Regions from separate parts of the Homo sapiens genome. Here region 2 is linked to region 1. The links are chromatin contacts, found by Hi-C or POLR2A ChIA-PET in ENCODE. All regions are on one chromosome and are shown on one strand. Each heading gives the region's core, a stretch centred on a gene start or an enhancer-like site at or near the end of the contact. The rest is flanking DNA. Distances are from core to core; before and after follow the strand shown.

Region 1 (6,194 bases), core at 1,459-3,958:
TCCAGGGACCAGGGGCTCCAGCCTCCAGTAGGAAGGAGCAAGAAGATGCCGAGGTCCGCGCTGCCGGGCACAGTCTGCGGGTAACCAGCCTGACTGGGGTGGGGGAGGTTCTGTCAGCCAAAGAAAAAATGAAACCTGTAGATTTTCTGATGTGTTTGTCTAGATGGAAAGGAGATCTACTCTTCTCTTCTGTTGGAGAGTTTGCCGGATGAGTTTATGATAGAAAACAAAGCTCTCAGTCAGGTGTAGTGGCTCTTGTCTGTAATCCCAGCACTTTGGGAGGCTGGGGCAGGAGGATTGCTTGAGGCCAGGAGCTTGAGGCCAGCTTGAACGGTATAGTGGGACCCAATCTCTACAAGAAATAAAAATAAAAATTTGCTGGGCATGGTAGCATGTGCCTGTAGTCCCAGCTATTTAGGAGGCTGATGTGGGAGGATCACTTGAGCCCAGGACGTTGAGGCTGCAGTGAGCTGTGATTGTACCACTGCACTCCAGCCTGGGAGACAGAGCAAGAAACCGTCTCAAAAAAAAAAAAAAAAAAAAGAAAGAAAGAAAAAGAAAACTAAGCTCCCTCCCCCAACAGGCTTAGGGATTAAAACTCCTCCTTTCTATTCCAGCTACCCTCCCTCCCACCCCACTCCCAATTTCTCTTCACCACACCACACACCCTCTGTGGAGGCTCTAGGAAGCAACTCCGTGTCCCAGGATCCTGGAGACCCCAGTTGGAAAACTCCTGTGTCCATTGCCCTCTCTTCTACAAATGGGGAGACTGAGGGCCAGCAAAGCCCCCGGGAGCACATAGACAGAGGAAGGTTCATTGGTAGTTTATTTGGTACAATTTTTTTTTTTTTTTTTTTTGAGACAGTGTCCCACAGGCTGGAGTGCAATGGCATGATCTTGGCTCACTGCAACCTCTGCCTCCCAGGTTCTCGTGCCTCAGCCTCCTGAGTAGCTGGGATTACAGGCACATGCCACCATGCCTGGCTAATACTTTTGTATTTTTAGTACAAACAGGGTCTCACTATGTTGCCCAGGCTGGTCTCCAGCTCCTGGCCTCAAGTGATCCACCCGCCTCAGCCTCCCAAAGTGCTGGGATTACAGGCGTGAGCCATTGTGCCTGGCCTATTTGGTACATTTTTTAGACCTCTTTTCTAATTCATTCAAAACAAAATGCGCAACAGCAGCAGCAAGAACCAAACCACCCCTAAAGGAGCCATGGCCGGGAGGCGACTTGTAAGACCCCCGACCCCCGGCCCATGCATCTCTCCTTTAAGCTTTCCTCGCAACCACCCTGCTGTCGTAAGGCACTAAGTCTCCCAAAAGCTCGAACTGAGGTTTCCGAGTCACTTCATAGTCACCTACAAAAAGCAAGACTATGTAGATGTAGTTAATATCTATGCCATGAACAGGGCAACTGAAAACTTCTGAGAAAAAAAATTGGGGATGGGAGTGCAGGAAAAAATTCAACTCCAAATGAGTGCCAGCAATCTCTTTGGAACCAAGTGTGTTGACTTCCAGAACCAAGGCCAGGCCGGGCATGGTGGTTCAAGCCTGTAATCCCTGCACTTTGGGAGGCCGAAGTGGGAGGATCACTTGAGGCCAGGAGCTGGAGGCCAGCCTGGGCAACGTAGTGAGAACCCATCTCTACAAACGAAAAACAAACAAAAAAACCAAAAAAAAAAAAAAAAAAAAAAAAAAAAAACAAGGCCAGTGCCTTCTTAGAAACTCCAAAAATCTGAATTTATCCCTAATGGATCTTTCAGTGGTCTCGCTTTTGTTTCTCTGTCTCTTCCTCTGCCTTATCCAAGGGCTTGGCTAACCACAAAGTGTTTGTTATTAATGAGTTAAGGATGACAATTCTCTGGGAGTATCTGCATTTTAATATGAAATTCTAGGAAATCTAGTGCTCTATAATTTTAGCATGTGACATCCTTTTTATTTTTTATTTTTATTTTTATTTTTTTTGAGACGGAGTCTCACTCTGTCGCCCAGGCCTGGAGTGCAGTGGCGCAATCTTGGCTCACTGGAACCTCTACCTCCTGGATTCATGTGATGCTTCTTCCTCAGCCTCACGAGGAGCTGGGATCACAGGCATGCACCACCACGCCCAGCTAATTTTTTTGTGTGTGTGTGCTTTTAGTAGAGACAGGATTTCGTCATGTTAGCCAGGCTGGTCTTGAACTCCTGACCTCAGGTGATCCACCTGCCTCAGCCTCCCAAAGTGCTGGGATTACAGGTGTGAGCCACTGTGTCCTGTGTAACATCCTTTCTTTGAGTCCCAAGGTCTTGGTCTATGGGGCTCACTACCTCACCTACTTAACACGGCCATCTTGAAAACTCCAACAGAGAGGCCTGAGATGGGGGGCAAGAACCCTGGGCTGGAGTTAGGAATCCTGGGTTCTAGTCTCACCCCTGTTACTTACTTTCTGTGTGACCTGGGGCAGGCCACTTGTTCTGTCTGGACTGCAGTTTGCCCTCCTGCAAACTGAACAGCTGGGGACCAGGGACCTCCCTCTCTGGCCCCTTCCTCCTTGTGACTCTTCCAGCCTCTCACTTGGTTCAGGACACCCTCCCCGAGGCTTGTTTGCCTCCACACCCTCCATTCCAGAAGGAACACCCCTCCCCTTTCCTGCCAAGCCTGGGCCTGGCAGCCGCTGGACTCCAGAGAGGACAGGAGTTGGGGAAACAATCCCAGCCGTTCAAGCTGCCCACGGTGTGAGCTGGCCAGTGGCCAGTCACAATAGGCCCAAAGATACAGAGGGGCGTTTGTCTGGGGGACCTGCGGTGTCATTTAAACCTACACTCTCGTCTTGGCCTGCCGCCTGTCTTTTCTTCCCACCCTCTCAAGCAGCAGTGCCAGCCCCCAGCTTTGTCAGGAGGTGGGATGTGGATGCCGCACAGACCTAAGTGGCCTTTCTGTGGCTGGGAAACTGGACCAAGAAAGGCAGGTCGGGGGACAGGCAGGGGAGCCATCTGTGCAGGGTGGCAGTGGTGAGGGTGGAGGATGGGGACAGCGAGGGAGGGCAGGAGAAGCTCTGGACGGGGCAATGCGGCTGTGCAGAGAGGATCAGGATGAGGGAGCTAGTTCTGACTCCTTCACTAACTAGCCAAGTTACTGTGGGCAAGGCGCTTTCTTCTCCTCTCCAGGACTTAGTTTCCTCATTTTTTTTTTTTTTTTTTTTTTTTTTGAGAGTGCAATGGTGCGATCTCGGCTCATTGCAACCTCCGCCTCCTGGGTTCAAGCAATTCTCCTGCCTTAGCCTCCCAAGTAGCTGGAATTACAGGCACATGCCACCACGCCCGGCTAATTTTGTATTTTTAGCAGAGACGGGGTTTCACCATGCTGGTCAGGCTGGTCTCAAACTCCTGACCTCAGGTGATCCAGCCGCCTCGGCCTCTCAAAGTACTGGGATTACAGGCATGAGCCACCACGCCCGGGCAGTTTTCTCAGTTTTAAAACGGGGCAATTGCTCCTAATCTGTGAGGACTGGGTTAAATACAGTGATGAGCTTGCAAATGCCAAGTGTGGCTTGGCGAAGACAAGGGTTTGGGCTCAGATGGACCTAGGTTCAGATTCTGCCTCTGTCACCTTTAAAATCACTGTTGTAGACAAATTATTCACCCTCCAGGAGCCTCATTTCCTCATCTGGATTGTAAGGATCAAATAAGAGCTGACAGAAAGCACCCTGCCCAATAAACCTGTCTGAACGAATGAAGACTCAGTCGGGTGCATTATGACTTCTGTGGGGCTCTCCCAGCGTAATACATTTTCGTGGGCTCTAAAAATTTTATTTTTTTTCCAACCCGAGGGAAAAAAACTGAAACTTTTTTGCTGCTCTAAAAGTTCTTTCCCCTGCTTGATTTTAAAGAAATTAAAACATCTTTTTTTATCTGAGACAAAGTCTCACTCTGTCGCCCAGGCTGGAGTGCAGTGGCACGATCTCGGGTCACTGCAACCTCCGCCTCCCAGAAATTAAAACATCTTAATGGGCCCTTAAAAGTATTATGGGCCTTGGCCAGGTGTGGTGGCTTATGCTTGTAATCCCAGCACTTTGGGAGGCCAAGGCTGGCGGATCACCTGAGGTCAGGAGTTCAAGACCAGCCTGGCCAACATGTTGAAACCGCATCTCTACAAACAAAAATTAGCCAGGCATGATGGTGGTGCCTGTAATCCCAGCTACTTGGGAGGCTGAGGCGGGAGAATTGCTTGAACCCGGGAGGCAGTGGGTGCAGTGAGCCGAGATCATGCCATTGCACTCCAGACTGGGCGACAGTGTGAGACTCCGTCTCAAAAAAAAAAAAAAAAAAAGTATTGCGGGCCTTGTCTACTGTGCCTCGTGCTCCTGGTACTGCTGGTTCAGGGTTCTCTCAGAGCTGACCTGTCCTGGACACCGTCTCCAGTGTCTACTGGGCCCCTGATGTTGTCTCTGAAGAATCTGCTGTGGAGCTCAGAGTCCTGGGACATGGTATATGTCGGAGTTCTCCAGAGAGACAGGATCAATGTGTTATACAGATACAGAAGAGGGGACTTACTAAGGGAATGGGCTTATGCAATCGTGGAGGCTGCGAAGTCCGGTGACAGGCTATCTGCAAGCTGAAGACCTTGGGACATCAGGAGCGTGGCTCAGTCCAAGCCCGAAGGCCTCAGCACCAGGGACACTGATGATATAACTCTCAGTCCCGTTGGCCGGGCGCGGTGGCTCATGCCTGTAATCCCAGCACTTTGCGAGGCCGAGGTGGGCAGATAACTTGAGGTCAGGAGTTTGAGACCAGCCTGGCCAACATGGTGAAACCCCGTCTCTACTAAAAGTACAAAAATTAGCTGGGCATGGTGGCACGCACCTGTAATTCCAGCTACTCAGCAGTCTGAGGCAGGAGAATCACTTCAACCCAGGAAGCAGAGGTTGCAGTGAGCCAAGATTCCACTGCACTCCAGCCTGGGCAACAGAGCAAGACTCCGTCTAAAAAAAAAAAACCCCTCTCAGTCCCAGACTGAAGGCTTAAGCACCTGGGGGCCGCTGTGTGGGTCCTGGAGTCCAAGGGCCAGGGGGCCTGGAGTTCTGCTGTCCAACACAGGAGATGAGCGTATCCCAGCTCCAGGAGCTAGACTGACATATTCCCCCTTTTTTCTGTTTTTTTTTTTTTTTTTTTGTCCTCTCTGGGTCCCCAGCAGAGTGCATGGTGCCGCCCACACTGGGAGCGGATCTTCCCCGTCTAGTCCACTCAGACTCGCTCGCTAATCTCCTCTGGAAACACCATCACAGACACACCCCAAAATAATGCTTTACTAGGTTTCTAGGTTTCTTTTCTAATTTTAATTATATTTTTTCTGGAGATGGGGTTTTACTATGTTGCCCAGGCTGGTCTCGAACTCCTGGGCTCAAGAGAGCCTCCTGCTTCGGCCTTCCAAAGTTCTGGGATTATAGGTGTGAGCCGCTGCACCTGGCCGGTTTCTAGGTTTCTCAGTCCAGTCAAGTTTTTGTTTTTGTTTTTGTTTTTGTTTCTTTTTTGTAGGGGGGACAGAGTCTTGCTATGTCACTCATGCTGGAGTGCAATGGTGCGATCTTAGCTCACTGCAACCTCTGCCTCCCAGGTTCAAGTGAGTCTCCTGCCTCAGCCTCCTGAGTAGCTGGGATTACAGGCACACACTGCCACGCCTGACTGATTTCTGTATTTTTAGTAGAGACAGGGTTTCGCCATGTTGGCCAGGTTGGTCTTGAACTCCTGACCTCGTGATCCACGACCTTGGCCTCTCAAAGTGCTGGGATTACAGGAGTGAGCCACTGCGCCCAGCCCCAGTCAAACTGACACCTAAAATTAACCATCATAGACACTGATGCCTTGCCCACTACAGAGCTAAGCTCAGGGGTCTGTGTTTGAGCCGAACCACCTGGTTTCAACGTGATATGAGTCCTGTCCCTGAAGGCTGATGGGGCCTGGGAGAACCTCAGGTGTGAAGGCTGGGAGGACCCAGGTCTGCCCCATAGACAGGCGTGGAGGTGTGTGAGCAGGGCCTGGCTTTCCTAGACCTGGGGTGTAGAGGGTGGACACTTCCCACACAGTCATGGTTGCTCCTTCTGGGTGCCTTTTCCATGCCCACCACTGGGCATGGGCTTCATGTTCACAGTCCCATTGGATCCTTATCAAACTCCATTCTGCTTCACACCCAGGGTCACTGAGGCTCAGAGAGACTG
Region 2 (6,194 bases), core at 952-3,451, 43 kb before region 1:
TGGAATTACAGGCACATGCCATCACGCCTAGTTCATTTTTGCATTTTTAGTAGCGATGGGGTTTTGCCATATTGGCCAGGCTAGTCTCGAACTCATGACCTCAACTGATCCACCTGCCTCAGCCTCCCCAAAGTGCTGGGATTACAGGTGTGAGCCATCACACTCAGCCAAGATATTTTTTTAAAAGTGCCAACCATAACAGAAAAAATTGAAAACCTGACATTAAGTTAAACACATTTGTTCATCAGTAGATACCACAGAGGGTACAAAGACAAGTTGCAAACTGGAAGAAGATATTTAATTTAAAAACAGAGCAGACAACTACTAATGGGTGGGTGTGAGAGAATGAGAGGAATCAAGGGTGTTGCTGAGGATTTTGGCCTGAGAATCTGGAAGAATGGAGCTGCTTGTTACTGAGTAAGAAAGACTAGGGGAGGAGTAGATTTAGCTGAAAAAAACAAGAGTTTGGTTTTGAGATGTTTGAGATGCCTATTAGATATCTCAGCGAGCCTGGGAAACACGGTGAAACCCCATCCTAAAAAAGATTCAAATATTAGCTGGCTATGGTGGCGCAAGCCTGTAGTCCCAGCTGCTCAGGAGGCTGAGGTGGGAGGATCGCTTGAACCCAGGTGATCGAAGCTGCAGTGAGCAGAGATTGTGTCACTGAACTACAGCCTGAGTGACAGAGTGAGACCCTGTCTCAACAAACAAACAAACGAAAGAAAAAGAAAAAAAGATATTCAAGTGGAGCTACCAAGTTGTGTGTTGGCCATTCATGCCTAGGATTCAGGAGAGAGATTTGATGCTACACATTTAGGAGCTGCAGCATATAGATGGTATTTAAGTCATGAGGTCAGATGAGGGTACCAAGGGAGTGAGCATAAGTAGTCTGGAAGTCTGACGGCAAACTCAGGCTCTCCATTATTTACAAGCAGAGAAAATGATGAGGAGCCTGCAGAAGAGATTGAAAAGGAACGGCCACTGCATTCGAAAGAGAACCAAGAGAAGGCAGCGTTGCAGAGGCCAAACAAGAAGATAATTCCAGAAGGAGGAAGTCATAGGCTATGGCCAATTTGGCTAAGTAAGTAGATAGATGAGGGTGGAGGACTGAGTAGATTTGGCAAGGACAACTTAGTGCAACGAGGGATGAAAGCCTGATGGGAGAGGGCTCTAGAAAGACATGGAAGAGAAATGGATGTAGCAGTAGAGACAGCACTTTCGAACAGGTTTGCTGTCCAGGAAAGCGGAGAGGTCGAGCAGTGCTTTGAAGGGGCCTGTGTTGTCAACGGAGGGTTCTTGTTTGTTTTTAATCTGAGACATAATAAAGAAATTAGAGGAGGATGTCTATAGTGGGGAAGAAAAGTAGAAGTGAGGCTGGGCGTGGTGGCTCACACCTGTAATCCCAGCACTTTGGGAGGCCGAGGCGGGTGGGTCACCTGAGGTCAGGAGTTCGAGACCAGCCTGGCCAACATGGTGAGACCCCATCTCTACTGAAAATACAAAACGATTCATCGGGCGTGGTGGGGGGGGCACCTGTAATTCCAGCTACTGGGGAGGCTGAGGCAGGAGAATCACCTGAACCCAGCAGGAAGAGGTTATAGTGAGCCAAGATTGCACCACTGCACTCCAGCCTGGGTGACAAGAATGAAACTCCATCTCAAAAAAAAAAAAAAAAGTAGGAGTGGAAATTCAGGATGAAGTAGAAAAAAATTATAAAACAGGAGGGGCTCTACATGGTCAAAGATGACAGTGTGCCATGAATTGGAGAGAATGGTAGAACCATCTCATCTGGGGACCGAGAAACAAACAAAATGAAATAAACATCACCCTCTTATCCCCTTTTTTTCTAAGTGGAGCAAACTGTCCAATTCACAGATCCTTCAATTTGAGGTTGTAATTATGCATATATGAATTTTTAAAAATCCCTTTTACTCCCATGGGCCTTCCAGGGCAAGAACTGGAAAGCTGGAAAGAATGAATAAGTTGGTTGTTATATTTCTCTGAGATCAATTAAGCCACTGCAGCATTCTGTAAGACCATGGGGGCCCAGGTAAAATGTATTCAAGAGATTGAATTTCAGCCAGCGAGGGACCCTCCCTGATAATAGCTGAGCTGAAGTCAGACAAAGAGGGTTTCATATCGCCAGCGACCTGAAGGTCAGTCTTGTTTCTACCTGCTTCTCCCAAATGTGGACAGTCTGGCAACGGCCGGGATGGTAGTATCTGCTGAACCACAGGAGTTTGCTTCTTTGCCAGGAAATTTTCTGTGAAGGGAATGGGTGTCCTGGGACAAAGGGCTACAGTACTGAGACAATGCCCCTGCTGTGTGCCCCCATCCAGTGGGCCTGAGATGATTCCTGGGGACATTTTTGTTGGGTTACTCCACACCCACAAATAGCTACTTAAAAAAAGAAAAAGAACAAAACTTAACACTTAGTGGGCTATTTGGAAAAGGCATTTTAAAACTAACAGATACACAGATGCGCCTGTTACTTCTTGCAATAGGCTCTAAATTGTTCTCCCAGCCTCCAGTCTCTCCCACACCAATCCATTCTGCACATTGTAGCAGAATTAATCTCCTTAAAGCACAGATCTGATCTTGCCACTTCTCCACTCAAGCATTTTCAGTGTCTCTCCACTGCCTTCAAAATAGCCAAGGAATGAAGATCTGTCAGCCTCTTTTCTCTTCCCAGCCCATCTCCCGCTATCTCCTTTGGGCTTCTGCGAAACCGAAGCTTTTCTCTCCTGCAGAGCGCTTTTTTTTTTTTTGAGATGGAGTTTCGCTCCTGTTGCCCAGGCTGGAGTGCAGTGGCACGATCTTGGCTCACTGCAACCTCCACCTCCCAGTTTCAAGCGATTCTCCTGCCTCAGCCTCCTGAGTAGCTGGGATTACAGGTGCCTGCCACCACGCCTGGCTACTTTCTGTATTTTTAGTAGAGATGGGGTTTCACCATGTTGGCCAGGCTGGTCTTGAACTCCTGACCTCAGGTGATCCACCCACCTCGGCCTCCCAAAGTGCTGAGATTACAGGCGTGAGCGACCACACCTGACCCAGAGCTCTCTTCTTTATTTCTCTTCTTTTCCCACTTCCCTTCACTCACTCCTACTCCATCTGTTTTTTTTTTTAAGACGGAGTTTCACTCTTATTGCCCAGGCTGGAGTGCAATGGCGCAATCTTGGCTCACTGTAACCTCTGCCTCCCAGGTTCAAGCAATTCTCCTGCTTCAGCCTCCCAAGTAGCTGGGATTACAGGCTTCTCCACCATGTTTGGCTAATTTTGTATTTTTTAGTAAAGACGGGATTTCACCGTGTTGGTCAGGCTGGTCTTGAACTCCTGACCTCAGGTGTTCCTCCTGCCTCAGCCTCCCAATGTGCTGGGATTACAGGTGTGAGCCACCGTGCCTGGCCCTACTCTATCTGTTTTGTTTTGTTTCTTTGAGACAGGGCCTCATTCCGTTGCCCAGGCTAGAGTACAGAGGTGTAATCGTAGTTCACTACAGCATCAACCTCCCAGGCTCAAGTGACCCTCCTGCCCCAGCCTCCCAAGTAGCTGAGACTACAGGCATGCACCACCGTGTCAGCTTTTTTTTTTTTTTTTTTTTTTTTTTTTTTTTTTTTTTTTTGCTAGAGACAAGGTCTTCCTAAGTTGCCCAGGCTGGTCGTGGACTCTTGGTGTCAGGCAAATCCTCCTGCCTTGGCCTCCCACAATGCTGGGATTACAGGCATGAGCCACTGCCTCTGGCCCCTACTCAATCTTTTACTCTTAGTTTATATGTTATTTATTCTGGGGAGCCCTTCCTGATTCCCACTCCCAATCTATGAACCTCCAGACTGAGCTAGGTGCTTCAGCAAGAGGTGTATATAACACCTTGAACTTCCCCTATTGCAAAAGAAATTGTTCTATATTGTGGTTGTTTGTTTAATTGTCTGTCTTCTCTGGTAGAGGATGATATGGTTTGCTGTGTCCCTACCCAAATCTCATCTTGAACTGTAGCTCCCATAATTCCCATGTGTTGTGGGAGAGATCCAGTGGGAGGTAATTGAATTATGGGCACTGGTTTTTCCCATTCTGTTCTCATGATAGTGAATAAGTCTCATGAGATCTGATGGTTTTATAGAGGAGAGTTCCCCTGCACACACTCTCTTGCCTGCTGCCATGTAAGACATGACTTTGTTTCTCATTCTCCTTCCACCAGGATTGTGAGGCCTCCCCAGCCATGTGGAACTGTGAGTCAATTAAATCTCTTTCCTTTATAAATTACCCAGTCTCAGGTATGTCTTTATTAGCAGTGTGAGAACAGACTTAATACAGGGGATAAGTTGTGAGGACCACAGGTAAGTCAGGGACCATGTTTATCTTGCTCATCGTATTAACTCCAATGACTGGTATGCGCTTATAAAAGTAAGCAAGAAAGATGCTGGCCACAGCGGCACCCCTGTAGTCCCAGCTACTCAGGCAGGAGGATTGCTTGAGCTCAGGAGTTTGAAGGCATCATAGCAAGATCCCATTTCTTAAAAAAAAAAAAATAATAATAAGAAAGGAGGAACAAATGAACTGAATGTTTTTCCTTGACTTCAAAGTTTTACTCTTGCCTTTATTTATCCCACCTGACCTCTCTTTGCCACAATTCCTATCAATAAAATTTCTACAGAAACTACACATATACAGTCACTCAATTCATGATAAGGTGATGCTATAGTAACACAGGAAAAGAATAATCTTCTTGACAAATGATTCTTAGTTAATCAGATATCTATATGGAAGAAAGGAATATTGACCCCACCTCCCACACATGGCAAAATCAATTTCAGACACATCACATATCCAGATACAAAAAGTAAAACAATGTGACTTTTAAAAGAAAACATAGAAGAAAAATCTTTAGGTAGGCAATGATTTCTTAAGCAGAATACAAAGAGCACTAATTATAAAGGAAAACATTGATAACATTTAGATTAAAAATGTATTTTCCCTAAAAGAAACCATTAAGAGATATAAAAAGGCAGACACCGAATAGAAAAATAATAGAGAAAAAAAATCAACAAAACCAAAAATTGGATTCTTGTAACAATCAAGAAAATTGACAAAGCTTTAGCTCAATTGAACAAAGAAAAAAGGAGAAAAGATTCAAATTACTAAAATCAGGAATGAAAGAGACAGCATCACTACGATCTTTCAGAAATAAAAAGGATTATAAGGGAATAGTATAAAAAATTGTATGCCAAGAAACTAGCTAACCTAGATAAAATGAACAAATTCCTGAAAAGACACAAGTTACCAAAACTGACTTAAGAAGAAATAGAAAATCTGAATAGACCCATAACAAGTAAAAAGATTGCATTAGTAATAGTAGTTAAAACAACAACAACACACTTCTTACAAAGAAAAGCTCAGACCCAGATGGCTTCACTGGTAAATTCTACCAGATGTTTAAAGAATTAATACCAATGCTTCCAAAAAATAGAAAAGGAGAAAATGCTTCCCAACTCATTCTATGAGGCCAGTATTACTCTGATATGAAAACCAAACAAAGACATCATAAGAAAACTACAGACCTATATGTCTTATAAATATAGATGCAAAAATCCTCAACAAAAACATATGAAAATCAATAGAGGTAATATCCCATATTAATAGAATAAAATATGAAAACAATATGATTATCTTGATAAATATAGAAACAGCATTTGGCAAAATTCAACTCCCTTTCCTGATAAAAACACTCAAAGTAGAAACAGAAGTTAATTTCCTCAACCTAAAAAAGGCCATCTGCAGAAAAATTCATGGGTATCATCATATTTAATGATGAAAGACTGGTTGCTTTCCTCTAAGATCAGGAAGAAGACAAAAATGCCTGCTCTCATCACCTCTATTCAACCTAGTACTGGAAGTTCTAGCCAGAGCAATTCGGTAAGAAAAAGAAATAAAAGGTATCCAGATTGTAAAGGAAGAAGTAAAATGACCTCTATTTGCAAATGACATGATCTCATATGTAAAAACCCTAAAGATCCCACAAAAAACAAAAAACCTGTTAGGGCTAATTTTAAAAATTCCTCAATATTGCAGTATACAAAATCAACAGGCAAAATTAGTTGCATTTCTATGCACTAGCAATGAAAAATTCAAAAAGGAAATTAAAACATTTATGATAGTATCAAAAAGCATAAAATACTTAGAGAAATATTTAGCAAAAA

What was found. Hi-C counts contacts between places; a loop is a spot of excess contacts on that map. ChIA-PET counts read pairs that join two places held with the same protein, here RNA polymerase II (POLR2A). Pooled maps may share reads with other maps.
Region 2: a map of breast epithelium shows a loop between it and region 1 (2.2-fold over the local background). The contact joins two enhancer-like sites. A Hi-C loop is called at or near these places in 14 of 168 maps with a recorded cell type or tissue (CD4-positive, alpha-beta T cell, CD4-positive, alpha-beta memory T cell, CD8-positive, alpha-beta T cell and 9 more), 5 of 37 single-sample maps with no recorded cell type and 19 of 50 pooled maps. POLR2A ChIA-PET finds 5 or more read pairs at or near these places in 7 of 52 experiments (A673, HepG2, K562 and 4 more).

Annotation. Positions count from the first base shown.
Region 1 is chr1:24,572,910-24,579,103 of GRCh38, reverse strand. The region is part of intron 1 of NCMAP (non-compact myelin associated protein); the gene reads right to left. Among named protein-coding and RNA genes, the nearest start is that of NCMAP, 20 kb to the right of the region's middle. Within about 2 kb of position 2,708, at least 3 of the 41 ENCODE cell types and tissues checked have a DNase peak (open chromatin) inside an H3K27ac peak, as active enhancers do; they include breast epithelium, where a contact is called at or near this core.
Region 2 is chr1:24,615,643-24,621,836 of GRCh38, reverse strand. No RefSeq gene overlaps it. Among named protein-coding and RNA genes, the nearest start is that of SRRM1, 25 kb to the left of the region's middle. Within about 2 kb of position 2,201, at least 2 of the 41 ENCODE cell types and tissues checked have a DNase peak (open chromatin) inside an H3K27ac peak, as active enhancers do; they include breast epithelium, where a contact is called at or near this core.